7 separate regions of the Mus musculus genome follow, and regions 1, 2, 3, 4, 5 and 7 are each linked to region 6. Evidence: chromatin loops called from intact Hi-C (ENCODE). Cell type or tissue: left cerebral cortex. All regions are shown on one strand.

What was found. A loop is a pair of places that touch in the nucleus more often than their neighbours do. Peaks named below come from ENCODE experiments on the same cell type or tissue, not always from the same donor. Only the 100,000 strongest peaks of a DNase experiment are listed, where the experiment ranks them.
Region 1: a loop joins it to region 6, with 2.6 times the contacts of the local background. A loop is called at or near these places in 5 of 42 quality-filtered maps.
Region 2: it touches region 6 in a loop (3-fold over the local background); 2 of 42 quality-filtered maps call a loop at or near these places.
Region 3: a loop joins it to region 6, with 2.6 times the contacts of the local background. A loop is called at or near these places in 3 of 42 quality-filtered maps.
Region 4: a loop joins it to region 6, with 2.4 times the contacts of the local background. A loop is called at or near these places in 3 of 42 quality-filtered maps.
Region 5: a loop joins it to region 6, with 3.0 times the contacts of the local background. A loop is called at or near these places in 4 of 42 quality-filtered maps.
Region 7: a loop joins it to region 6, with 2.2 times the contacts of the local background. A loop is called at or near these places in 3 of 42 quality-filtered maps.

The regions. Positions count from the first base shown.
Region 1 is chr4:32,407,324-32,411,323 of GRCm38, reverse strand. It overlaps a transcript of Bach2 not described here. Among named protein-coding and RNA genes, the nearest start is that of Bach2, 8.1 kb to the left of the region's middle. In left cerebral cortex, a CTCF peak has its summit at 2,045; no DNase peak of the experiment used is centred here.
Region 2 is chr4:32,301,536-32,305,535 of GRCm38, reverse strand. It overlaps a transcript of Bach2 not described here. Among named protein-coding and RNA genes, the nearest start is that of n-TGccc3, 73 kb to the right of the region's middle. RefSeq lists an enhancer at 126-3,633. In left cerebral cortex, no CTCF peak of the experiment used is centred here; DNase peaks (open chromatin) are centred at 1,009, 1,147, 1,626, 2,285 and 1 more place; H3K4me3 peaks cover 1,057 bases; H3K27ac peaks cover 2,714 bases.
Region 3 is chr4:32,377,717-32,381,716 of GRCm38, reverse strand. It overlaps a transcript of Bach2 not described here. Among named protein-coding and RNA genes, the nearest start is that of Bach2, 38 kb to the left of the region's middle. In left cerebral cortex, a CTCF peak has its summit at 2,386 (motif pointing right); no DNase peak of the experiment used is centred here.
Region 4 is chr4:32,668,502-32,672,501 of GRCm38, reverse strand. It overlaps Mdn1 (midasin AAA ATPase 1), which reads right to left. Exons shown (of 102, transcript NM_001081392.1): 6 at 3,461-3,703; 7 at 2,908-3,039; 8 at 1,832-1,935; 9 at 872-986. Among named protein-coding and RNA genes, the nearest start is that of Mdn1, 13 kb to the right of the region's middle. In left cerebral cortex, CTCF peaks have their summits at 2,478 (motif pointing left) and 3,972 (motif pointing right); no DNase peak of the experiment used is centred here.
Region 5 is chr4:32,427,398-32,431,397 of GRCm38, reverse strand. All of the region lies in intron 1 of Bach2 (BTB and CNC homology, basic leucine zipper transcription factor 2), which reads right to left. Among named protein-coding and RNA genes, the nearest start is that of Bach2, 12 kb to the right of the region's middle. In left cerebral cortex, no CTCF peak of the experiment used is centred here; DNase peaks (open chromatin) are centred at 260, 1,089 and 1,769; H3K27ac peaks cover 998 bases.
Region 6 is chr4:32,053,218-32,057,217 of GRCm38, reverse strand. No RefSeq gene overlaps it. Among named protein-coding and RNA genes, the nearest start is that of Map3k7, 91 kb to the right of the region's middle. In left cerebral cortex, a CTCF peak has its summit at 1,909 (motif pointing left); DNase peaks (open chromatin) are centred at 1,466 and 1,902; H3K4me3 peaks cover 871 bases; H3K27ac peaks cover 790 bases.
Region 7 is chr4:32,654,696-32,658,695 of GRCm38, reverse strand. It overlaps Mdn1 (midasin AAA ATPase 1), which reads right to left and starts at 1,577. Exons shown (of 102, transcript NM_001081392.1): 1 at 1,344-1,577. The coding sequence starts at 1,445. In left cerebral cortex, no CTCF peak of the experiment used is centred here; a DNase peak (open chromatin) is centred at 1,599; H3K4me3 peaks cover 1,831 bases; H3K27ac peaks cover 896 bases.

The DNA.
Region 1 (4,000 bases), 350 kb before region 6:
TCATCCTGAAATCCAGCCTCTAGAGAGGATCATCAGCCCTGGCAACGCCCACCCAGAAAACATCCGCAGAGTCGGTTCTCAAATGGCATCGGGGTATTAGTGCCCACGTGACTTCAAGGATACTATATCACACAGCCAGACATCAAGTTCACTGTGGGCTGCAAGCAGGCATACCTCTTAGGGGCTTCTGTCAACTTCATGAAGAATGTTTCTTCTTGGATCTTGGATGGTCATCAACAATGCCTTAACTCTTCCTCCTAGCTTCAGTACTTGGTCAAGTTGTAGAGATCTTTCTGCCTCCTCCTAAGATTTGCAGTCTTCTAAGACCTCTGCTATCTTTCTTCTAGAAGCCAACAGAGATCCTGCACAGTTCTGACCCTTTCTTGAGAGCCACACAGCCTCTCAGTCTCATCTGCAGACTGGCTTGCTTCGTGCCATCCAGGCAACACAGTTGAGCATCCGGATCCCACACTCACAAGTTTCTGAGCTGACCCTGTGGGGCCACACAAGGATGGCAGCTAAAGCAAGGAAAGGCTACAGGAAGTCATGCCGAGAGCCCTTAAAGACAAGTGAGGCGAGCGGCAGGTAAGAGAGGCATGAGGCAGCATGTCAACAGAAGATGCTACCGTGGACCCAACTGCTCCAGCAGAAAAAACCACGAACCATCTTTGCTCCTCACTGCTGGCTAGGCCCTCAGTACAGGCTGTCAGTTCTATCTTCACCTTACATCTCACATCAATCTACCCATCCTCGTCTCTACTTTATTTATCATCTGTGATTTCTCACCTGGCTCATTATTCCTACTGACACAGAAATTGGCCTGTCCTTTTTCTCTTCTTCCCTGGCTGGCAGGGCCCTCAGGATCTCTCTGGGTGAGACTGGCCACTGACAAGATTCTGAACGCTTAGTTCTCCTGCACAGAAATCTTCTCACATAAGATAAGTGGACCGTCGCCACTCTGTATTATCCTATGTTTTTGTCATAATAAAGTATCCAGAGTTTATAATTGGCCATTTTCATCATTTTAGATAAACAGTTTAGTGGTCATTAAGTACATTTCTGGTTGAGCAACCATCACCACTGTCCATCTACTGTAATGGGAATTAATGATCAAGACCAAAAATAAGACTTAAAGCAAGGGCCTGGAGAGAGAGGCACTTTGAGGGCTGTGCCTCATTTTATATAGAATCTCTCCTATAGATCAGGGCCTCCAGGACACACCCTTCATTTGTTTTCCACATTTGACACCAGAGCTGTAGGAACTCTGGTCTCCATATGGAAAAGGACCTTTGGATGCTTTTCTAGGTCATATACTAGTTATAATCACAGACACAAGCATCCCAGCCCTCCCGGTCTCCACTATCAAAGCATGACTGAAGCGGCGTTTCTTGGAAAGACGACTTGTTTACCCAACATGCTGCATCTAGACGGAGCTGGTTTGTCACTCACTTGTTTCTAAGCAGGGTTTCCTTCCGAGTGTTGACAAAGACCATAAAAAATGTCCTTAGCCATTCAGCATTTAATTCAACTCCACAATATATTTTTCTTCCTTCTTGGTTTAATGGCCTCAAACGTACCAACATCCTGCCTTTCCGAATCCTCTAACAAGTCCCATCAAATGCCAGGGCAGAATCAAACTGCCCTGCAGGCAGTGAGATCATGCACTAAGAATTCATTTTTAGTCCAAGACTTGGGAGTGCCAGACCACTTAGTGCAATGTATCACACGGCCAGAAAATTAGCCTGGCACTCTAAATAATGTTTTAACATTTCTCCTATCAAAGGTCCTTTTACAACCTGATGACTCCTTCCTTGGAAAAAAATTAACACACACAAAACTGCTCCATGTGGTAATCAAAGGTTCAAGGACCTTTTCAAGTCTATTAGGGGTCCTCTATGCATCTGTGAACTCCAGATTAAAATCTGTAGAAGAACTAGAGTTCATGTTGTTCCCAGGCCCCAGCACTGGCACTAAGGCCCCGGGCATCTCGGGGTGATTTCCTCTGGTGCTGTTTGCCTCAGCACTGGTTTGGCTTTAGGGACATCGCCACCTGGCTTCTGGTCAATCCTATTGTTAACATGGCTGCACCAAGTTAGCTGACAGTGTTGGGAACACCCGCTCCTCTGGTCAGTCTCTGCTGTGTTGGTCTAGCTGATGTTCTGTAGGCGCTACAGTCATCTTAGATCCAACTTAACTTCCTGTTGTTTTGTTGTTGTTTTTTTGCTGACATTGATTCTTTCCACCACTTACATCACTGAAAAACGTAAACCAAATTAAAAACAAACAACAAACAAACAAACAATAGTAACAACCCTCCCCCCCTTTGAATTTAAGGGTTTTTTGGTCTTTTGTTTTGGTTTTGTTTTATTTTTCGAGACAGGGTTTCTCTGTATAGTCCTGGCTGTCCTGGAACTCACTTTGTAGACCAGGCCTCGAACTCAGAAATCCACTTGTCTCTGCCTCCCGAGTGCTGGGATCAAAGGCGTGCGCCACCACGCCCGGCTCTGAATTTAAGTTTTACATTTTCTGCTCTTAAAAAGAAAAAAAATCATTTAGTCTTTCCTATGTTGCTTCTTGGGAGTATGCCATCTGCTCACTCTGACCACTGAGTGAGGCAATCTTTATTCAGTCCACACTAGGGTTTCTGCTCTTGAAGCAAGATGGGCTTAGCATTTACTAATGTAGTCTTTAAGTAAAGCAAATTACTGTCTAGAATACAAGCGGGATTCATTCAATCGGCTGAAGGCCTTTCTGAGGGAGAGCAGACTGTCTGCCTTTAGAGTCTAAACAGAGTTTAGACTTGTTAGCTTCCATATTGTCTTAATTTTCTCAACACTTTTCCTGTTGCTGTGATAAAATCTTCCTACCACTTAGTGCAATGTATCACACGGCCAGAAAATTAGCCTGGCACTCTAAATAATGTTTTAACATTTCTCCTATCAAAGGTCCTTTTACAACCTGATGACTCCTTCCTTGGAAAAAAATTAACACACACACACATGGAGCCCTTAAGCAACCTAAGGCTCAAAGGGTTCATTTTGGTTCACAGTTCAAGGATCCAGTCTGTCATGGTAGGTTTGAGCTGGCCATACTGCATTTGAAGTGGGGAAACAGAATGGTGACTGTTGGTGTGCAGATTACTCCCCCCCCCCGCCCCCCCGCCACCCCCCCTCTGTCCCTTTATGCAGTCCAGGACACCAAGCCCAGGGAATGTGTCCGCCCATACTTGGGGTGAGTCTTCCCACCTCAATTAAACCTATCAAGATAATCCTTCACATGCCTGGCCAGAAGCTAACCTAATCTATACAATCCCCACAGGTAGACCCATAGACTTGTCTCACAAATGATCCTAGATCCTGTCCAAGTGATAATATTGCCCTCCACAATAAACATGTGAACCAGTTCCTCAAAACACATTTATTCTCGTTTATTCTCGAGTCTTTCTTACACACACACACACACACACACACACCCTTCTATTTCTCTGGAGAACCTTGGTTAGTGTACTGGGATATACACTGATTCTTTAACATTTTGAACAACTGCTCAAAACGCTTCCCATGATAGTACTCTTTTACAATCCATCAGTAGGGTCTCCACACCCCCACAGGCATTGTGGTAGTCTTTCGGACGTTCATCTCACTGGGGGTAAGGTGACATCTCATTATGACTGTAATCTATATTTTCTAATGTTTAATGATGTCGAGTGTCGTTTCATGTACATATTTTCTGGAAAATGTTTTAATTCTTTGCTTGTTATTGAGTTATTTGCTTTAAGAGTGTTGAATTACAAAAATTACTTATATAGCCTAGATACTAAACCTTTGTTAGATATGCAAGTTGCACATATTTTATCTCATGAATAAGGTTTGTCTTTTTTACTTTCTTAATGGTCTTCTTTAAAAGCACAGAAGTTTTTAATTTTTACATGGTCACCCTTACCTGTTGTTCCCCCCCCCTTTGTCTCCTGTGGCTTTGGAGACAGTGTTTCATGCCCACA
Region 2 (4,000 bases), 250 kb before region 6:
AGCAGCGTGAAGGGACGTGGAGGGGTGTGAGCGTCAGAGCGTCTGATCAGCAACACTGTGAGCGCTGTGCTTGTTCTAGTTGAAGCTGTTTCTGCATGCTGACTACTCCAGTTCACTGGTGACTAGCAACAGCAGGAATGTGAGAGCTCCGTTCCAGAATTACTGAAACCACCCAGGCAACTTAAATACATTTCCGTCTCAAAACATCGGCAAAATGTTCCAACTTTTAAAATGCTAACAAAATATGAGGAGCCATGGTGAAGTTGACCTACATTCTAGGGAGGCTGAGAAGGGGGCGGGGAAGGCTGCACTAGTGGAGTTCAGAATAAATGCAAGGTTGCGGGGATGCTGTCTATGAAGTCACTCCCTCGTCTCTCCATTTCCATTTCAGTGTCCATGTATTTCCTGATCTCTGCACTGTGTGCTTTCTTCCATTGGACGGATCGCACACTTAGATAACTTGGTCGTTTTTCTCTTAGGCAGACTTTCATTCTGCAAAACCGGGAGAATTCCTGCACTATTGTATATAAACTAATTCAAACTTTATGAATGAGCAGCGGGGACCGTTTCCACGGACTGTTTTAAAGGCCTGTGGTACCAAGAGTAAGCAAAACCGATCCATGAAGTTAATGCTGCTTCCCATAATGTAGAATCTGGTTCTTCTCACTGTCCAAATGCTAAAGGAGAAACTAGTGCCATGGTGGGGGTGCTGGCAGGGTGGGGGGAAACAATGCCTTCCTCAGCGTTTCAAAACCGTTCACATCAGCTTGAGCACGGAAGCCATAGGAAAAGCTCTGTTTTACCTACCGTAATTACGGTATACCTCACAGCAACTCTCCACATTATCCACTTTCCCCCCTCCACTCAACTTCTCTCAATGATCTCTGGAAACCATTAACCAAAAGTCCTGGTCCAATTTTCCTCTTCCCCCTCCTCTGTGTCCTCAGTCTTGCTGGCGTCCAGACAAAGCAAACTTGTATTACATCACAAAGCAAACTCATTTTTTTCTCTAAAGCAGCCCATTGGTCAGTTACCGCTACTGGAACCAACACTGTCACAGTGTGGTCTTTGTTACTGAGTGCTGCTTGTAAAAAATATATATATACATACATATAAGTTTCCCAGTACTGCTTTCCTCTGCTAAAAAGAGGAAGCGTCTAGCCGGGTTCCACCCATGCAGTAAACTAGACATTACCTTATATACAAGAGCCTCTATGGCATTCCTCGGGCACTGACTGCTGCAGAATTCCTGCACTAGGCTGCACGCTGCAGGCCACAAGCTTCCCTGGCTCACTCACCCTCCTTTCTGCTTTGGCTGCTCTACTCTATCTATCTATCTATCTATCTATCTATCTATCTATCTATCTATCTATCTATCTATCTATCTTTCTTTCTTTCTTTCTTTCTTTCTCTCTCTCTCTCTCTCTCTCTCTCTCTCTTTCTTTCTTTCTTTCTTTTTTTCTCTCCTTCCTTCTTTCTGTCTCATTTCCACTGCCTCACTGTGTTTTTGTGTAAATGCTCTCTCTCACATGACTCAACAAATCCATCTGCCCGAAGCAGGCCAAGTCTGGAGCCCTCCCAGGAGGGAGGAGAAGAATTGCTTTGTGGAAAGGACTTGGAGCGCTGCCCTTCCTCTGGCTCGAATTACCCGCCTGTCAGGCCTGACGGATCTGGCTAAAAATAAAAGGAAGCGGGCTGTGAAAAGCAGATGAATGGGCTCAGCAGCTCCTCAGATAACACAGACCTGCTGTTGCCCAGAGCTTCCCAAACAGAAACTTCAAATGTGCGACCTCTGAGTGCAGCTATGTGGCTTCCAGGTGATCATGCTGTCTGACCCACCAGAGTGGTGTCGCAGCCTGGATTTTGATTTTAGCACCCCCCCCAACCTCAGTGTGTGTGTGTGTGTGTGTGTGTGTGTGTGTGTGTGTGTGTGTGTGTGTGTTAGAAAGAAAGAGAAATAGGAAGAGAAGGGGAAATAAAGTCTCGTACAAAAAGGTTCTCAGAGCACAGCTGAATTCAGTGGAGTGATGGCTTCTCACGTTTTAAAACAATATTGTTTCCACTACAAAATTCTCCTCCACACCAGACATTTTCAGTCTCCCGATGATGTCACTCCTCCATTCAGAGCCAGCAAAGAGTTAACAGTCCTTCTTGTAAGTGTATGGCCAGCGCCTGCAGTGGGTATTAAGCACTTAGGTTTGCCATGTAATGACACACTGTAACAATCTGTAATATGAAACATCAGCAAAGCTCTGGCTCTGAGGCTCGCTCTCCCCACCATTAGCCATATGTTTGGCTCCTCAGATAGCCAAGCGGGTGTTCCAGCATGCCATCTGGTTTCTATCCACACAGGCAACTGCAAAGCAAGGGCTGTACCCCTCTGGAGCTGTGTGTTTCTTATCCCTGTCCTCCCCTTTCCCCCCTCCCAGCTCCTTGGTTCCCTTGCAAGAGAATTCTCTGCCATTCATCACATGCAAAGAAAATGTTACCTGACCTGGCAGCAGTGGAGCCATTAAGAATGCACAGCTGAACTGTAAACACGCCAGAGGGTCCTTTACAGAATCTCCTCAAGTCAGTCTCCCCCCCCCCACACACACACATTCTCTACTCCTTCCTCATCCCCTATGACTGCAGACACTTGATCCAGCATGTTAAAAATAGGTACATTCTTGATAGAACCAGAGTTTGCTGTGGTGCCCTTCACAGTCACTTCACATACTGACAGGAAGGCTTTAACTCACACATGTGTGAGTGCGCACTCGCTCGCACACACACACACACACACACAGGCAAACGCATGTTTGTCTCAACATTCAATTAGCTTGGTGTCAGTGTCACACAGGATGACACACCCCTGACTCACTTCAGGAATCAATCCCTCCTGCTCCTAGGTATTCGACTGCTATTGTTTAATTTTCTGATGGTTCTTTCCACTTCAAGACACGAAACAGGGAGACAGATGAGGCAGGCACTCTGGAACAGGAGCTCGCAGCCATTTTCAGGCAACTGATGACTGACCGAAGAATGCCTTCTTCCTTCTGCATTTTCCAGGGGTGAAAGCACACAGCAAAAATAATCTCCCTCCTCTTGCCTGAACCCCTGATGCCGGGATTACAAATGTGTTATGTGTGTTATGCTGGGTGATGTGGTGCTGCGGATCAAACCTAGGGCTTTGTTCATGCTAGATAAGTACTCTGCCAACATAGCTGCTTCCCCAGGCCTGCACTTTAACAGCATGCAGAAATGGTACATGCTGTTGGAACTGATAGGATTTTCCTAGAGCTTCGCCTTCACAGGATTTGAAGCACTCTATACTCTTTTAACTGCATATTGGGGTATCTGATATACATAAAAATTGTCTCCTTGTTTCTGTAGAAATTGCAATTCATTTTGCTGCATTAAGAGATCATTAATTAGGGATTAATATTTGCCACATCTTATTTAAAACGCTGGTTTCTTACATACGAAAAAACGAAAGAAAGACTATCATTAGAAAGTGACTCACCAGAATGTCAGATTGTCCCACATGGTAGACTGGAGAGGATCTGTCAGGGAGTTCTGTTTATTCAGTCTAACAAGGGTGCCAGGAAGGCCACTAACTATGCAAACTTCTTAAGCCCACTGCCTTTGTGGATCCATACTTTCGTAATCACAATATACGCTGCATTAGCTAACAGAGCCATTAAGATTCTGTTTTTGCAGGTTTTAGAGAATGATGCCAAAGAGAACTTGTAATTTAGAAAGCTTTAGGAAATAACCCAGATGATTAGCCCAAATATATATAAAATATATATTATAAGTAATATATATTATAGTACAACAGTATGCATATATTATTTTAATATGCTCTGTCTTAATATACAAATTATTAATGAGATATTTTACATTTTACACTGGCTCTTGAAATAATATGGACTGTTCACATATAGCATCTACCAATGTGCACTAGTCTTAATTCCAGGACTTTGGCTACCTGTGGATAGTGGTGACTGCTGGGCAG
Region 3 (4,000 bases), 320 kb before region 6:
GTGGGGGGAAAGCTCCCCTCCAGGTATCGAGAGGCGAGGCACATACCTGCGCAGGGCACAGTAAGGACCATGTGTGAAACCGACTCCAGTGTTTGTATCAGCCCAGGGTCTAACAGCAAGAAGATAGACCCGGGAGATGAGAGATTCATCTGTAACTCAAGGATGCTGAGCTAAAGAAGAGCATTCTGGAAGGAATACCCCCTCCTTTCTGCTTCCTCCTCCCCATGCAAACATGGCAGCATGACGAGTGAACAGGATAAGCCCACTTTATTTCCTTGCTTCCTCTCAAGGTGACTTCACGGAGGTAGAGTTGTGGAGGCCTTACAAGGTACCAGATCAAAAGTGTCTGTTCACCGTGTGTCCCTCCTCATGTTCAGAAAGAGAGAGAAAAACTTAATGCGTGATCCCTAAGGAAGAGCACTGCCACTGTTGTCTGCTGCTATCTATCACCATGGAGACAGAGTCCTCCAGCATCTTCAGGGCTACATGTGGGCCAGGCCTTAGGACTAAGGCTTCCTCACAGCTTAGGACCCAGTGCCCAAAATAATTGCCCACAGAATAGATATTATTTTTTTTTCAAATTAAGAACTATTGATCCCAGCAACCACATGGTAGCTCACAAACATCTGTAATGGGATCCAATGCTCTCCTCTAGTGTGTCTGAGGACAGCTACAGTGTACTTATAATAAACAAACAAATAAGTAAATAAATAAATCTTTTAAAAAAACCGAATTATTGCTTTGAGTGACATTATATATATCAGCCACACTCTAAGGCAGGCTCTGTGCTCAGTTGTCCAATATAAATTTGATTCCATGGTTTGTTTTTTGTTTGTTTGTTTGTTTTGTGAGTGTGTTTGTTTTGTTGTTTTTGTTATTTTAATAGCAAAAAAGAACATGAAGTTAGATGTATATGGAGGTAGGAGAGGATCTGCGAGAAGTTGGGGAAGGAGAAAGGATATGACCATAATATATTGTTAAAAAAACACAAAAAGGAATTACTGATTTATTTTTATGTTACTGTTGGAATGTATATAAAGACTGTAGATTCTGAGTACCAGGTGCCCCCTTCAATACTGTGTAAGCTATATAATGTTAAGTCACAGTTAGCATACCTGTGGCCTTAGCATGTTTATTACTCTGTTGTGGTGAAAAACACTGTCCCTTGCTCTAAGTTCTGGAAGATATACCCTGCCTTATCAGTCCCCTGCGCAGCCATTTGCGGTTCTCCAACCCCATTTACTGTGCTTGCTAGAAACAAGCAGGGCGAGGTGGGGTATTCAGTGAAGCCATGCTACAGGGTAGGGGTGAGGTGCTCAGCCAGTGAAGCCCTCTCCTGGAATTTACGTGAGCCTCGGAACTCTGAAGCCTACCCTCTTCTTTTTCAATACTTCCAGTGGTGTTTCCATGAGTGGGGAGGGTAGCCTTTAACTCCGCCAAGAAGTCTCCTACAGCTAATGAGACTAGAGAAAGAAAATGAGCAGAGGAATGGAAGCTGGCAAGCAGGAGGCTACAACAGCGGTAAGATCATGGTTGCAGACAGGAGTAAGACAGGCCCCACTAAGAGAGAGCTGAGACATCAGCCGTGGGGACCAAACAACTACTGGATTCTTGGACTTTCTGTTGGTAACAGCCATTGTTAGATCAGCTGAGCCACAGCCTATGCATATGTATATCTATATGTATATCTATATGTATGTAGGTATTCATATTCTTTCTACCCATCCTGCCCCTCTAGAGCACTGACTAAAACAGTAAAGGAGAGCATAGCCCCTTCCTCTTAAGAGTTTCTAGAACTGCCACAGACACGGCTCTGTACATCTCATCAGTCATAGCTCAGACAGACAGACAGACAGACAGACAGACAGACAGACAGCAAATGTCTTAGAGTTAGCAACAATGTGGTTGTTTGGCCACCAACTCAGCCATGAGAAAAATTCTGTATGGAGAAGGTGCCTTGTAGGCAACCAGCAACCTCTTCCCCAATGAAGTCCTTACAAGTTTCCTCATTTGTCAGGTCATAAAATGTGAAGATCAGTATGAAATTGATTTAAAGAAAAGGACACAGTTCCAGGCAGCTACAGTCCTGGGGTTCTTCTGAGTTCAAGGGAAATCATGGGTTCTCTATCTTAAAGGAACGTAGGGATGCTTGCTAAAGATTCAGTGTCACTCGCAGGAGATCCCGGCCTAACATGTCCATGCACCTTCATAGCGGCCTGGAACTTCAGTAGGGTAGACATTATATCTTCTGGCTTGCATTTCCTACAAATGGAGGGCATGAGGAACGAGGCGAGGACAGGAGAGCAAACCTTCCAGAAGGCAATAAGATGATCGTGCTGAAGATGCCTCAGGATTAATTAAGACATGGCCACAAGAGGACGATATTTGAATAACTTCCCAACATGTCATGAAAAGTATTCCTGGCTGATGTGACCTGGCAATTTATAATAAAGACCTCAAAATTCGGCAAGCTCCTGATTCAGCAGTTCTATTTGTAGACATTTAACATAAGAAAAATGTTTTCTTTCCCTGCCATTTTACTTATAAGTAAACAGAGACAATACAGATAATAATAAATACAAAGCCAGGTGATGGTGGTGCATGCTTTTAATCCCAGCACTGGGGAGGCAGATGTATCCCTGTGAGTTCGAGGCCAGCCTGGTCTATAGAGCTATTTCCAGGATGGCCAGGGTATATAGAGAAACCCTGTCTTAAAAAACAAAAAACCCAAACCAAACCAAACAGGAAAAAGGAACACAAAACTTCAGCTGATTTAAATTTGTAAACTCTTAGTAATGTAATTAAATTATCATAGCTAATTCAATTTAGTTATATATATGTACATATATATATATATATTGAAAATTACATTTTATTCAGAAGAATTGATTTGTAAATGCTTTTGGAATAGGGAAAGTTTGAGTGTTTTGTTTTCATCTTCAGATTCATCACCATGACAACACTCTCCTTGTCTGAGATGGAACCTGTGACTTAACATATGATGCTGTCACTGGACATCTGATCCTGTGGGAGACATATCTATGTACATACACACAAAAATCTGGTGTTATCCTTTGATCTACATGGGTCTCCACTTCTTAACCACCCACTGCCTTGCTCTGAAAAGTGCACTTAAAAAAATCGCTCCTCATGACTGCATCCAAGGCTTAGTGGCTACATTTCTGTTGAGTAATATCATGCATACTTTACAGTAATTTTGTCAAGCAACCTCTGCAAGCACCCAGATTCACTGACATCGCTGGTTTTAGGAAACAAGTCTTTGTCCAGATGGCACTAAGCTGTTTGAAAGCAATGGAGAGGGAAAGAGTGCGGAAGGCTGGAGACTTTCCTCAATCTAATTAGAGGATGGTATAAACACACACACACACACACACACACACACATACACACACACACACACACCCATGGATGACAGCATTTGATCAGGCAGACCTTCCTTCTTATATTCAGATGCATTTCCTGGAGACACAAGGGAGATAGGCTACGAAGTCTGTAAAGGAAACAGTAGTTAACTGCTGGGTAAGAGATGTGCATTTTCATTCTCTTTTTTTTTTCTTTATTTTCTACAGTTTCAACAAACCAGGGTGGCCCTGACAATAAGGAAGAACACCGCTGGGCTGGCATGGCTCAGCAGGTAAGAGCACTGACTGCTCTTCCAAAGGCCCTGAGTTCAAATCCCAGCAACCACATGGTGGCTCACAACCACCCCTAATGAGATCTGATGCCCTCTTCTGGTGCATCTGAAGTCAGTTACAGTGTAATTATGTATAATAATAAATAAATCTTTGGGTCGGAACAAGCAGAAACTGAGCGAGTGGGGTTGACCAGAGTGAGCAGAGGTCCTGAAAACTCAATCCCCAACAACCACATGAAGGCTCACAACTATCTGTACAGCTACACTGTACTCACATACATAAAATAAGTAAATAATTTCCTTCTTTTTTTTTTTTTAAAGAACCCTCAGGGTGAGGTATCTTGT
Region 4 (4,000 bases), 620 kb before region 6:
ATTAGCACTGGACCTGGGGCTTGGAAATTCTACATCACAGACGTACTACCCAACCAACATTTTATAAAATATTGATGGATGTGTCTATTCACTTCTGTTTGATAGGGAAATTAACATAAAAGAGAAACCCTAGGTTCATCTGCCTTGTCTGCCAAATGAACAATGTGGTCAGGGATGCTTGGGAGACAAGGAAGATTGCAAGGAGTAGAAAAGGAACTTGTCAGTCACAGGTAGCTGAGTAGACATTGCCAGCATAGAATACAGCCCCTAGTCAAGATATAATGGGGGCACAAAGTTTCAGAAAATGACAGAGCAGTGGCGACATACATCTTTAATCCCAGAGGTTAGAAGGCAGAGATGGGTGAATATCTGTGAGTTCAAGGCCAGGCTGGTCTACAGAGAGTATTCTAGGACAGTCAACGCTACAAAGAGAAACTCTGCCTCAAAAAAATCCAAGAAAAGGCGGGGTGGGGGTGGTGGAGGGGGTGGTGGTAGTGGTAGCGCAGGCCTTTAATCCCAGCACTTGGGAGGCAGAGGCAGGTGGATTTCTGAGTTCTGAGGCCAGCCTGGTCTACAGAGTGAGTTCCAGGACAGCCAGAGATACACAGAGAAACCCTGTCTCAAAAAAAAACAAAACAAAACAAAACATCCAAGAAAAAAAAAAAAGAATAAAAATTGTTAGGTGTGCTGAGATCAACATTCTGTTTGAAAGTGCAGTATCTCTAGTTCCAGAGCATTAGATGTCTTTTTCGGAACTAGACTTTGGATATTTCATTTAGGCATGCTCCTATATTTATCCCTATGTGGAGCTTCTGGAATTTTCATGATGAAAAATAGAAACAAAAGCCTCTTATTATCCAAAGCTGCATACCTCATTCAGGTCTTTCTTATTCAGATTATGCAGGTGAATTTTGGTCCAGTATTTGTCTAGCATAGTAGCATGACTATTCATTGGTCGGTACCAACTTCCTCCACAGCTCAAGAGCCTGCATTGTAAAGGAGAGAATTCAAACAGTGGCACATGAAAGGTTCAGACTTCATATTGAGTTACAGTCAACCTGCTTCATATACAGGGCACTCCCCCAAAAATCTATGACGGATGACTGAAACCAGACAGTACAAATTCTACACATAGAAACCAATGGTAAAGTTTTATTAATTATGCAAAACAAGAATAAAGTATAATATCCCCATGGGAGAAACAGAATCTTATTGAATTTGATGACAGCCTGTAGTGCAGCAAGTCTCTACAACAAATCTACTAAACTCTAAACAACCAATTAGAACAATACTATGAAAGTTGTAAATTTTTGGTTTTTTTGCGAGACAGGGTTTCTCTGTATAGCCCTGGCTGTCCTGGAACTCACTCTGTAGACCAGGCTGGCCTCGAACTCAGAAATCCACCTGCCTCTGCCTCCCAAGTGCTGGGATTAAAGGCGTGCGCTACCACGCCCAGCGAAAAGTTGTAAATTTTTATTTAATTTTCCATTAATACTTTCAAATCCTACTGACTGAGCAGCTAAAACCATGGTAAGTGAAATCAGAAATAGGATGACTGCTATACAATTCCTTATTCATAAATAAAGCTGCCATTTTACTGCTAGATACAGGTAAATTAGGGTAGGTTACTTGACCCACAAGTCTTTTTTTTTTAAAAAGTACTGATAGAATTTTTTCAAATTGTTTTTAAATCACTGGGATAATGCCACAGTGTGTTTAGATATCAATGATAAGATGTTTCTTTGAAGCATAAATGACTTCAGCAATAAATGACTTCAGCAAAACAAAGATCGAACCTGGTTTGAGAATCAGGACAGAGAGTCACACATACCTCCTGGTTGCGAACAGCTGAAATGTCGGAGCTACTTTTAAACAGTCGCCGTGGCCAGGAATCAGAAGCTCTCCATGTTCCAGCAGAGGGATCAACACAGAAACCTAAATCACAAAACCCCATTGATAAAGTCATGGGGACAGAGTTGATAAGCAAACAAGCAAACACCACTTATGTCCAAATGATGGACATATCCTTAAAGTAAGCTCCATCCAGTTTTCTTCACACTGCAAACTGAAATCAAATCCATTTTTGTTTTCTAAGTTGCACTCCAGTACACCTTATTAACTCAATAGTCACTGAGTGCTACTGTGGTCCAGAAAAAAAAATCAAGACAGTAGGATGTACACAGGACTTAGGACTTTTAAAACCAACAGATGCAAATGGCCAAAAAAGCATGATAAGCTTAATTCAGAAGAATTCACTGAACCTGCTCCAAAGATAAAAAGATTCACTAAATCATAAAGAACGAGCCAGAACCAGCTAGATTTGGTGGGAGAGGAATGCCCCTCCCAACACATAACCATTATTTGTCTTCTCCAGTTATTTACAATTCAATACACACTTAATGTAGAGCTTCACCTTTGGTCATAGTTTAAGGATTTCAGAAGAAACACAGACCGCCACTTAACTGCAGAAGTAAGCCACCTTGTGGCATGCTCCTATAATGACTGCATAGGAAAGAGCTATGTCAATCTGAGATCAACAGGAACACAACTGTATAATCAAAAGCATCTCAAAAAAACAAGCATTTGAGCCATTTGTAGCCCTCTTCTATAGCTGCCACTCCTGGGAAGCTGATCTCAAAGGTCCAATTGTATCACTAACTGCTCCCATCAAGCATTAGACAGCTCACTTTACTTAATCACTATCAAGTCAGCACAAAACTCAATAAACACTCTGTGCAACACAAGACAAGTGAAGAAACCCACGTTCTCAAGTCAGAGTAGGTAACTAGGAATGAGCTTCTTAAAATGTATCATGTAAAACTCAGAACACCAAAACACCCCCCAAGCGCTGTGGACAAAACGTTCTTCAAAGACAAAATGTGCAGAGTAAAGTGCAAAACGTCATACCACATCCAAAGGAGCATAGTCAATATCCTCCAGAAGGATCCAGTAACCTTTTGTGGCTGCCTGTGTCAGGGTGCCAGGCTGCCATACAAACTCTCCAGGGACATCTGTACAGCGATACATGCCTAGTAGCATCTGTAGAAAGAGGTGAATTAGAGAAATCAAACACCTGAGATAGCAAGGCTTTGAAAAGACGTGTGTGTGTGTATGAGCCGGGCAGTGGTGGTGCACACCTTTAATCCCAGCACTTGAGAGGCAGAGACAGGCGGATTTCTGAGTTCGAGGCCAGCCTGGTCTACAGAGTGAGTACCAGGACAGCCAGGGCTACACAGAGAAATCCTGTCTCAAAACAAAAAACAACAACAAAAACCAACAACAACAACAAAACAGTCGTATGAAATTTCAACAAGGGAAGAAGGCATGTGAGGTTTACAAAGCTTGCTCTAAAAGTCAGAAACAAGGGCAATAACTATTTCTATGTTCCCTTAGCAAAAACATTAGAATGCTGATATATGCAAACAAACCAAACCAGCAATACTTGCCATTTCTTAATTACCTTGCTGTCTGTCTGATCTCCAAGCTGGACTTTGAGAAGCTGAGGAGGTTTCGTTCTACCAGTCACTGCAGCTAAATGTTCAACTAAGGAGGTTTTGCCACTTCCTATTGGTCCTTCCAACAACACAGCATTTTGAGAAGCCACTGAAACAGCTAGCAGCTGAAGATTTTTACACACAGACTCAACCAACACAAAGGACTTAAGAGCCAGCTCCTGTTCCAGGGAAGAACTCCTGTCACTTGCCTAAGAAGAAATGTGAGAAATGGAAAGACTATTAGGAGAGCCCTTCCCACAAACAACACAGTTAATTTCTTCAACAATGCTTCTACTGACATTACATTATATAACAAGAGTGTGAGCCAAACTCAGGAGGATATGCTCTGCATGTTTTAAAAACTATTTTTGTGTAGAGCAAAAGTGTGAGGTGCCCTTTTTATTTTTAAAAAACTGATACCATTTTATTTTATGTGTATGGGCATTCTGTGTGTGTGTGTCTGTACACCACATGTGTACTTGCTGCCTATGGAGTCCAGAAGAGGG
Region 5 (4,000 bases), 370 kb before region 6:
CTATTGTGAGACAAGTGACTTTCCTCTCCTAAATGGCTGTCAAGAAGGTATTGAAACCCGTGCAGAAACTGCCTTCCCCGAGACAGAGGACTTCACAATGTCTGCAGTGCATAGTTCACCACATCTCACAAGAGGGCTTATTGTTTAAATGCTTTCGTCCTTAGGTCACCTCTGAACAATGACTTCACTGTCCTCTGGAACATGGCTATGGGCTCTGGTGGGGGACTCTGTTGTTTGCATTCTTTTTCTCATCTGCAGCAGTGGGAGCCCAGGAACACAGCAGTGCAAGGCAGCAGTGGTCAGCTGCCAACACTGGCGTGACAATGTGGGTAAGTTGCTGCCGTGGACAGGCTGACTTCTGACGATGAATCCAGGTCTGCAGCAAGCGCTGCTAATGCAGACTTCAGAGGACAGCTGAGGAGTAGGTGAGCCATCACGGCAACAGGACTCACTGCCTTGCAAGATGCGCCTGACTCAGAAGCCAGTCCATTCAGAATATGAGGGAAGAAAACACCAGGCGTCCTTGGGGAAAACAGAATCAGGTGGCAGGTAGAGGGATCGTTCCTTAATGGAGCTTCAGCAGGACAAAAAGCCCAGCCTCGTTATAGTTCTGGGAACTAAGAATAGCTTCTGAATGAGTGCTCGCAATCCTCCACAGACCCGTTCCTCCTTAGGAGAGCCCCCTGCTCCCTTTCCAATTTGGACGCAAGAAGAAGAAGGAGGAGGAGGAAGAGGAGGAGGAGGAGGAGGAGGAGGAGGAAGAAGAAGAAGAAGAAGAAGAAGAAGAACAACAACAACAACAACAACAACAACAACAACACTGGTAGGGCAGTTGGAACAAAGGAGGCTCTTCAGAATGGAGGGAGGCTCCAAACATTTTAGATGCTGTCAAAGCTCTTTCACCAGGGTTCAGCTCACAGGAGCTCAGAGCTGTAGTTCGGGTAGCAGGCTGTCATGGAGAAGCCAGGGGAAAAACGTCACGTAGTAACTTTGTAGTAAACACCAAGACACACATACAATTCCCCTACTGATGTTGTGGAGCACACAAGTGAAATGCGATGGAAACGGGGACATGCCAGTGCAGGCGAGGCTGACTTCCCACGGCTGATGAGTAAGCGCTCAGTGAGCTCAGGCTTCACATGGACACCGTGTGAAGCTTTTACGCAGATGTCACTTCAGAATCCCAGACTGACACCCATACCTATGCATTAGTGGGGATGGAACCTAGGGCCTTGCATGTCCTGCGTAAGCACTCTACCTCTGAGCTGCACCAGAGCGTCTTGAAGTAATTTAAAGGTGGGTATACTTAAATAAATTAGAAAATATGTCATTTTCTCTTCTCCTGCCCTCAAACCTAGTTTTCCAAGTAAGGTGGCTTTCCTAAATCCCATGATTAAATGAATAAAGTCTATACAGGCACAAAACGCAGATGAAATTCCACCTCTGACACAGCATTATTTTGGAAAGACTAAAACTCAAGCCTGAGTGCCACCTCTGATGTCCAATGTGCCCTGTGTTAGGAAGATGGCGGAACACCTGCCATGTAACCCGTGTGGAGATAACCTGCAGAGTCCATGTTCTCCATGCAGCGTGTCCCCCAAGAGGCTGTTTAGGGGTGTCTCAAGAAGGATAAGGTGTGACACATGGCTGAGAAAGCCACCCTGATGTTTCAGACTACTCTCTCTGGGACAATTTACTTCCTAGCCAAGGAGTGAGTGACTGATTCTAGAGTCCCTGTGATTGGCTTCTTCAGGGACTGACTGGCATCCCAGCCAGACAAAAGGAGACCAGCGCATGTTTCAGTAAGTGAGGAGAGGAGATGGCGTCATCACTGATGTTTCATCTCTTCTCCCAGTTCCTGCCCAGAAACGCTAAGACAGATCAACTCTCAGAAAGACACAGTGTGAGAAAAAGAGTTCTTATGCAATCCTCCTGCCTCTGTCTCTCCAGTAGGTGGGATTACAGACACATTCCACCTGACCATGGCGACCATGTGTTTTATGACAGTGGGGCTGGAAATGAGGTGAACAGTGCTACCGAGGGGGCAGGGGTTAGATTCTCACAACAGAGAAAAAGAAAGAATGGCAAATGTACACTGACCCCCTATTGCCACCCAACTGTAAATAATAAGGGAAACCCAATGCTGACCAGATCACAGAAATCAGCTTATACCCATTCTCTAGGTCAACTGTACATATCTGTCACGTCTATAAGCTAACAACAGACCGGAACATTGTCCCTTCCAGGTCCCACACAGCCAGCGCTGTGCATCCTGCAGTTGGCTATATGGCAACGTTCTCAGCTTTGTGCTGACAGACTTCTCCTTTTCTGCACTCATTCCAGCACGGTGCCTTCAGGTCTGTCTAAGTAATGTAATTTACTCGAGTGGAATTCCCTTGGTACCCAGTGCAGCACTTGGTGACAGTGTCATTTATACTCTGGTGTCACGGCCTGACACTGATACATTGGCCTTCCTCGCTCCTTCACAGAAGAGCATGCAATTTCACCTTCCGCCGTGCCCTTCTGCAGCGAGCATGTATAAATTTACTCTATTCAGCCCTAATTACAAGCCTTGGTTGAAATGCTCTCATTAGATTTATATTTCTTACTCCAAATGTCAATCTTATTGAAAATTTCAGTTTTTCTGAGCATTTACCCATTAGAAATAAACTCCAAAGCATTTCATGACTGAGAGCACTAAACTACCAATGCGGACATGCACTTAAAATACATCATTAGTGTAATCTCCATTGCAAATTCTTTATATTATTCAACCAAAGGAATAATGGGCCCAGCCTGGCCACTACCCTCAAACTGCACATGAAGGACAGGTTAAAACCACTGTTACATACGAAGAAGTAGAGTGTATCAACCGGATGAATTTCAGATCCTTTGTCATCCCCCCCAAAGGTGAGGTAGGAAATCACAGCCAGAGTTTAATTTATCACCTTCTCCAGTCTATAATTCTCATAGACGCTTCAGTGGCAAAGTGCAGTGAGGCTGGCAAAGGTAATGGTGTGCGTGCCAGTGTGTGCATGTGTGTGCCACTGTGTGCCAGTGTGCGCATGTGTACCTGTGCGTGTGTGCCTGTGCATGCATGCACTGTAATGCCAGGAACTCTGAAAGTCACCTGGAAGGATTTTCTCTGAGGAAAAGGATTCTTCTTAAGAAGAATCTCTTAAGAAAAGGATTTTCTTGAGAGAGAGAGAGAGAGAGAGAGAGAGAGAGAGAGAGAACGCATATAAAGCACAGCCTGGATACAATGTGGGGGATGAGATATGGCTGTAAGAAAAGGCAAACCATCTTGGTCCTTAACCTGAGGAATGTCTGTCTTCACTACAGACTGCCAGGTCCTAACACTGAAACCCAGAAAATCTGCTGACCTTAATATGTATGCTACAATCAGCCTTGGTACCTAGGATGGCAGAATCAACATGAAAAGGGACTCTGCAGTTAAAATCCGTTCCCTGCTCACAGTGAACCCTCGCTGCTTCTGGGCTGTGCTGTAACTTCTGTGTTTATTGCTCCCATTCATCACTTTCATCGCGCCCCAGGTGAGGCAAAGTCAAGGTACTGTCACAATTTCTCTCTTAATTTGATGAATGAGAACCGCATCCCAGAAGGTCACAGAGGAGGCTGAAGCAACGTCTAGTCTGAACTCTCACTGTCCAACCCCAAGGCTTCGAAAGGGTGACCACGAGCTATGTGCTGCTTATAGCTATGCCCTTACATTATAAAATAATATTTAACTTGTAATAGAAAACCTTGTTGGGAGGAAAAAGACAGAGAAGGGCACATATACATGAAACAGAAAATAATTAACAAAAACTAATGAACGCAGTGCTGACTGTCTTCTGCCTGTTAGCGTTGGTCACCCTGATGATGGATCAGCACTGCGTAGGCAATGTTTTCGCTAGGGAGCGAAACTACAATGGAAGCTAATTGCTCCTGAGATTTTGCTAGTTCCTACCTGAAATATTTAAAAGCTCGCTTGATTACA
Region 6 (4,000 bases):
CCTGTTCAGAGACAAATTGGGAGTGACGTTTTAAATAAGAAAAGGAAAAAGAAAGCTAAAAGTGAAGAAATGAATGGAAAAAAGAAAAAGGACAAGAAAGGAGACTGGAAATGTATCACAGTTGGTACAGTACTTCCCTAGTGTGCTCCAGCCCTGGTTTGATGCCTAGGACCATGTAAACCAGGTTATTGCTGTAATCCCAGCATTAAGGGGGTGGAGGCAAGAGATCGGGAGCTGGGAAGGGAAGGGAAGGGGGAAGGGGAAAGTGGGAAGGGGGAAGGGGAGAGAGGAGGGGGAAGGGGGAAGGGGGAGGGGAGAAGGAAGATCAATCTACTCTTGCCAAAGTTATGCATTTCCAGGGAATAAAATAAGCTTGCAAGTACCCCAGATCAGTATTTAACCAGGAAAGACGGACTCTCAAAGGGAAGGGTTTCCTCTAACCCCTACCCACAGTGCTCTCATCTTGTTCTGACACAGACTGGTAGAAGCAAGTCATGAGCACGCACGTGGGTACCGAACCCAGATGAAGATGTGCAGTTCTGGGCTACATTTCCACGAGTGGGACTAACGTCAGCAGGCTTATGCTATCTGAGCTTCCAAAGGATTCTAGGATCTAAGCAAGCAGGGCTCAACCCAGAGGCACTGAGGAGGAGGGCCACTCCCCTGATGAGAACCAGAGTTGTCAGAACTGAGTGCAGAGATCAGATTTTCCCAGCCCTTTCTCTTTATCTGGAGCACAGTACCCCGTCCACCCCCACCCCAACCCCACCCTGAGCACACACACACCTTCACTTGGGATCAGAGCCCAACCATTACTGAATTCCTTGGTCTTCAGGCTGGCCCCATCTGACCCAGTGTCCCCTGGACTGGAACTTATAGAAGACTCCTGTTTGGTGGACGTGGCTAGGCATACCTGCATTTGGACTTCATCAAAGCATTCTGAACTAGAACTTAGGATCGGTAGGCACAAGGGACAGGATTCTGTCACAGGGTCCTGTGTTTTATATATGTATGCATTGAGACAACAACAGTTTTCACTCAGGCAGACTCGGTTTAAAATTCAAGTGCTTGGAACAAGCGCTAGTTGTTATTGAGTGAATGAGGTAATCTTCATAGAGAGTTCGGCACAGCACTTACTGTTTATGTAGTACGTACTAATACTTATAATACTAATAATTATAACTCTGCTTGGGGCATACGTTCCCAGAGTAGCTTGCTCAATTACCCTCAGAGATGTTCTCCTCTGGAACAAGGTTCTTAGGATCCAGTTGGGGGAAATTTTTGCTCCTAGAGAGAGAGAGAAATGGCTCATTGCTGAAGAATGCTTGCTATTCTTCCGGGGAATCCCATTTTTCCGAGAGATTCTAATTTAGTTCCCAGCACTCGTGCCTTGCTGCTCAAAACCTCCTGTATCTTCAGTTCCAGAAACGCTAGCAACCTCTTTTGCTATCCATGGTCACGCACACACATGTGATGTACATACACACAAAAACATACATTTTAAAAATCGCTTCTAGGAAATTCCCTACTTCTGAATCGGGATTTTCCTTTGAACATCTGGTCCCGACAGGGAAGTGATTTGGATGCTGGTGACCTGGATGGAGCTCGTAGAATGAACCCACTGATCCAGGGTGCCGGAAGTCAAGCTTTTTTCTCAAATCCCTATAGTCAATTTCCCAGAAGGCTCCACGGTGTTATCTCCCCAGCAAAACGATGAAGCCTCTGGAAGGGGCTGGAAGTGCAGTGGAAAGTCCAAGTGGCCCAAAACATCGAATCAGACACCAGAAACCCGAAGTTATGGAAGACAAAAAAGAAACAAAAACAAAGCCAGCCTCATTAGTAGCGCTGGCTGTCGCTACCCTGTCAATAAAGGGCCTTTGAAAGTCTGTGCTTGTACTGCCATCTAGTGGCTAGAGAAGGCATGGCTGGAGCCGGTAAGGTCCCGGGCCGTGCTATGTGAAGGTGGTTCATCTTCCTCTTGAAGAATTTATGGATAGGCATATTGTCGGAAGCTTTTAATGATTATTCTCTAATTTTGCTTCATAGTGTCTGCAAATCACTGACAAATTTGTATGAGAATCATAGAACAGGGGCAGTTTACGCATCCGGCGGTCCAGTTGGGGTCTAGTTGGCAGAGTGTCTTTGGGGAAGGGAAAAAGCCCCGTTTCTCTTGGAGCACGGGAATCCGCAGAAGCAACGGCGTTGCCTCAGTAGCTCCGTGCTGGCCTAGCGTGAAGGAGGCCACTCACTATCTCCAGGTAACATCTTTGTGTCCTCAGCCCTCTGGTCTCTGACTTACTTGTAAATGCATGTCCCTTGCTTCCCTTTTAACTCCTGCTATCACGTTTAAAAATCCCTCATTTGAGTCCTGAGGGCTAGCAGAAAGAATGGAAACAGGCAACCTCAGGAAATAGGAGGTTAGGGGGACCCCCCAGAATATACCAGAGACCTGGGAAGTGAGAGACTCCCAGCACTCAAAGGGAGGGACCTTAGATGAAATGCCTGACAGTAGGGAGAGGAAACTTATAGAGCCCCCCCTCCAGCAGGAAGACAGGACATCAAGTGAAAGATGGGGTTGCCATTCCACAGTCACATCTCTGACCCATAATTGTTCCTGTCTGAAAGAATTACAGGGATGGAAATGGAGAGGAGCCTGAGGAAAAGAAGGTCCAGTGACAGGCCCAAAGTGGGATCCAGCTCAAGGGGAGATCCCAAGGCCTGACACTATTACTGAGGCTGTGGAGCGCTCATAAAAAGGGACCTATCATGACTGCCCTCTGAAAGACCCAGCAAGCAGCTGAAAGAGTCAGATGCAGATATTTGCACCCAACCAATGGGTTGCTGCTGACCCCTGTTGTTGAATTAGGGAAGGCTGAAAGAAGCGTAGGAGAATGGTGATCCTGTAAGAAGACTAGCAGTCTCAATTAATCTGGACCCCTGAGATCTCTCAGATACTGAACCACCAGCCAGGCAGCATACACCTACTAATATGAGGCCCTCAACACACATACAGCAGAGGACTTCCGGGTCTGTGTTCATTCAGAGATGATGCACCTAACCATCAAGAGACTGTAGTTTAGACGTCAGGTGGGGTGGGGGATGGGGACATTCATGTGGAGACATGGGAGTGGGGAGGAGGTGTGGGATATGAAACAGTCGGAGGGGGGATGAAGGGTGAATAAAACATGGACTGTAAAAAAAATGAATTAAAGAAAAAAATCCTTCACTTGATTTCAGGGAAATATTCCTTATCTGCGGAGGCTCTCTGGATTTTAGATGCGGGCTCGTTCTCTTGAATCACTGGCCCTAAGACTATCAAATAGCGCTTTCCATGGGCAGCCTTCTCCTCAGTGGTCACACTCACAATGAGAGTTAGGCTCCAGTGTCACAGAATCTGGGCCCTGTACCAAAGTGATAGGTTCAAAAATCTCCCCCATGTGTTAAATTGCCTTTTAGGGCAATTTAAAACTTTCTTATATTTACTGACTTAAAAAAAAGAAGAAGAAAATTCAAGCCTGAGACAGCTGAATGGCTCACTGGGTAAGCCTGACACCTGAGCTTGATCCCTGGAGGGAGAGAACAAACTCATAAAGTTGTCCTCTGACATGGTCTCTCTCTCTCTCTCTCCCTCTCTCTCACACACACACACACACACACACGCACACACACACACGCACGCACGCACGCACGCGCACATGAGCACAACTGTTAGATTATTTTTACAGAGTCAAATGTAGCACTATCTCATTGTCGTCACGGCGCTACGGAGGCCGAGCTGTGAGGATCCTTAAGGCTTGCTGGCTGGGAGCCGGAGCTGCTGAGTTCCAGGTCTCATTGAGAGACCACCAAGTCTCAAAATGCAAGGTGGAGCTGGGGAGATGGCTCAGTGGATAGAGTTTGTTGCAAAAACATGAAGACCTGCCTGAGCTCAGATCCTCAAAATCTACATAAAAGCTAGACTTCAGAGCTGCCTGGCCTGTCTAGCTGAAATGACAAGGTC
Region 7 (4,000 bases), 600 kb before region 6:
CAGGGCTACACAGAGAAACCCTGTCTCTTAAAACCAAAACCAAAACAAACAAAAAAACCATTTTCTCTCTAGAGTGCCTATTCATGCTGAGTCCACCTACAGCAATTTTGATAAGGGAGCCACACAGGACAGACATCCAGGAGATGTATCCCACTAGGTTTGGTTTTTCACATTCAATTTAGTATCAGAAAAGCCTTTTGAGCCAAGCTGGTCTTGACACCTGCCTTGAATCCTAGCAGTCTATGTAGAGGCCAACCTGGTCTACACAGTGAACTCGGAGACATACAGAGCTACATAATAGAGATGTTATCTCAAAAGGAAAAAACAAACAAGATGCCTTTTGGCTAAGGGTGTAATTCAGTGACAGAAAGTAGGTTCAACACCTCGGGAAAAACTCTCAGAATTTTCTCTGGCGAATTCTACAATGCTGCAAATGGCTCAGGTTCATTCATCTACAACAGTGACTTTCAACCTTCCTAATGCTACAATCCTTCAATACAGTTCCTCATTTTGTGGTAACCCCAAATCATAAAATTATTTTCGTTGCTAACTCATAACTGTAATTTTGCTACTGTTATGAATCGTAATGTAAATATGCTGGTCTTAGGCGACCCACAGGTTGCGAACCACTGGATGGGCTACACTGCTGTTGACTGCTAAAACAATGGAGTGTGTATGTACTTTATGCACTCTTGGCTGAGAGTTTTACAAAATTAAAATCACGTCTCTCTTGACTCAAGCTTACAGACAGAGCAGGTAAGGAAACTTAGAAAGAAATTAAAACGCAAAGTGAAAACTTGTCTAGTAAGGATGCTCAACTCAGGCAAAAGCCAATACGGCAAAGCTCTTGAAAACACATGACTCATTTGGTAAAAAAAATAAAAATAAAAAAAATAAAATTTAAAAAGTCTTTCATCTCCCAATTTAACTGTCTTGTTAAAACCTTCAGCTGTTTGTTATGAACGGTCACCGAAGAAGACGCGAACTCCCCGGGTGTAGAGACAAGATTTTTGCGTCTCCTCAGTGGTGTATTGAGACGCCCAGAAAAAATACTATGGATGTTCGTCAGTGGGCCAAAGGGTCAAAGTAAAGAAAAGCATCCTTAAAAGCATCCGAGGGGTGGGGAAAGGGAAGGAAAAGCACGTGTCTGGGGGGTGGGGAGGCGGACAGAAGCAGCCTCGCAGAAAAACCAACCGCGCCGATTCCTGAAGGGCATGAACTCCACCAGGGCCTGAGCGCCGGGCAGGGGGCGAGGAAATGGAAGCTGACCCCGAAAAACAAAGGCCCTTTCCCGGGACTCGGCGCTCCGCGACCCGGGCCCGCCTCCCTTCGCCCACGCTCACCGACTTGGCCAGGAACCTGTTCAGCTCGCCGCTGCTCTTCTCGTTCTTGGCGGCGATTAGCCGCAGCGGCCCGGATACCAGCTCCACAGAGAGGTGCTCCATAGTCTCCGGCCGCGGCCACGGGGCCGCGGGGTGACGGCCGAAAACCCACGACGGCAAGAAGACCCCCGAAAGCCGGCAAGCAGACACACACGTGGTGAAGGAATTCACGTTGCGTCATCAACCCGCGGCGGCGCGACTACTGCCACGCCCCCGTGGGCGGAAATGCGTCACTGCCGCGCCACTGCTAGTAGGAAGGGAAGCGGAAGTAGCTTTTGAGGTTAGCCGGTTGACTGATCCTTCTGAGAGTGAAATTCGCGTCGCCAAACGAGGAGCTGCCGGCGCGTGCGACCTAAGCGCACAGTGACTTACTCTGTATCAACACAGGTCCTGTGTGAAAGATAAGCGGATTCGCTGTCCAAGATTGTTGCCCATAAAAAGAGTGACCTTTTGAGAAAAATGGCCCTGAAGTATTCTTACAAATCCTGGAAATAATTGCTTAATTAAAAAAAGAGTAGGAGTTAGTGAGATGCCTTAGTCGGCTAAAAGCTCTTGTAATGCAAGCCTGATGCCCAGAGTTTGATTTGTGACCTCTATTTTACACCATGGCACGTGTGGGCCTTCACACACTTCGCGCATACTCCCCGTAGTAATAATGATTCCAGAAAGGCTGCGGAGTGCACAAAGTTAGAATTGTTAAGATGAAGGTCACGAACAAGTTAAACCTATAATGATGTCAAACAAAATATATTGAGAGGGATTGACAATAAAGAAGCCCATTACCAGCATAGTGCAGCTTACAACCATTTGTAACTCCATCTCTATGAGATAAAACGCCCTCTTCTGGCCTCTGTGGCATACATACATACATACATGTGGCACACAACACACACACCAGTTTTTGTTTTGTTTTGTTTTTTTGAGATAGGATTTCTTTGTAACCCTGGCTGTCCTGGAACTTGCTCTGTAGACAGGGCAGGCCTCTGACCTCAGAGATCCGCCTGCCTCTGCCTCCCCAGGGCTGGGATTGAAGGCGTGACTTTAACACCTGGCTGCTTTGCTTTTTGGTGGTGAGAACTGACTAGATGACTCAGCAGTTAAAAGATGCTTTCCCCTAAGTCTGGCAAACTGATTTCAATCTCTGAAACCCACCCAAAGAACTTGGATAAAAGTTTACTCTAAGTGCAGAGAAAGGAAGCTTCTTCCAGCTGTGGAGGCACTAACAATGAACACCCAGAAAGGCATTCAACCCCCAGAGCAGCAGCAGATTGGTATATTGTGGAAAGTGTCACACCAAAAATGAAATAAAATCCAGGGATCCAATCAGATGCAGAGGATATGGATACAGAATAAAGTACAAGAAAAGGACTAGCCGGCCAGTGGTGTATGCCTTTAATCCCAGCACTTGGAAGGCAGAGGCAGGCAGATTTCTGAGTTCAAGACCAGTCTGGTCTACAGAGTGAGTTCCAGGACAGCCGGGGTTACACAGAGAAACCCTATCTCAAAAAAACAGAAAAGAAGAGAAAAGAACTAAGATTGATGGTTTTTGATGCTCGATGAAACAGGGGATTCAGGAGTGTACACTCGTACACTTGCACCATTGACGTTTCTCTTTATTGTATAGCGTTTATCTTAGTTTACTTAATGACTACAGCTGCATACCTATGATTTCACTTTAGAAAGGCAATTGTATTTTAATACTTTGTATCAAGGAAAATTTGGTTCAAAAAGTTATTCTAGTACTTTACAAACTTTTAAGATGTTTTCTTACTGTCTTTAGATATCAGCACATATCTAGATGTAGTCTCTCATTTGGTACCATGTGGGTTTATTTCTATTTAAACTTTTTTGTCTATTATTTCAGTATCAGCACATTTCTTTCCTTTACTTTCTTTCTTTCTTTTCTTTTCTTTTCTTTTTTTTTTTTTTTTTTTTTTTTTTTTTTGTGGGAGGGAGACAGGGTTTCTCTACGTAGCCCTAACTGTCCTGGAACTCACTCTGTAGACCAGGCTGGCCTTGAACCCAGAAATCCACCTGCCTCTGCCTCCCAAGTGCTGAGATTAAAGGCATGTGCCACCACTGCCCGACATCTATTTCTGTCCTCTATATTTCTTAAATATGCTTTCCTTTTGGGTTCCTTTTGGGAGTTTCTTGACCTGATTTTTCAGCTTACTCATTCTTTAATTTTACTTTCTTTTTAAAAAGATTCATTGGGGGGAGGGTGGGAAATGCATTAGTTGTTAAGAGCATTTAACAATCAGAGGATCCAAGTTCTTAACTACTGAGTCATGTCTGGAGTCCCTCTATTCTTTCTCTGTCTCTCTTTTTCTTTTGAGACAGGATCTCACTATATATCCATGGTTGTCCTGGAACCTGATATATACAAGAGACTAGGCCCACATTTAGATTGCCTCTGCCTCTCAAATGTTAGGATTGAAAGTGTCCATCACAAGGTGTATGTGTGGACCTGCATTTTTTAGGTGCACAACCATGCAGAAGCCCATAGATGCCAGGAAGGGGCCTGGATCCCCTGGAACTGCAATTATAGGCAGTCACAAGTAGCCATGCTTTTGCTCTTTTGGTTTCTTGAGATAGGGTTTCTTTGTGTAGCCTTGCTG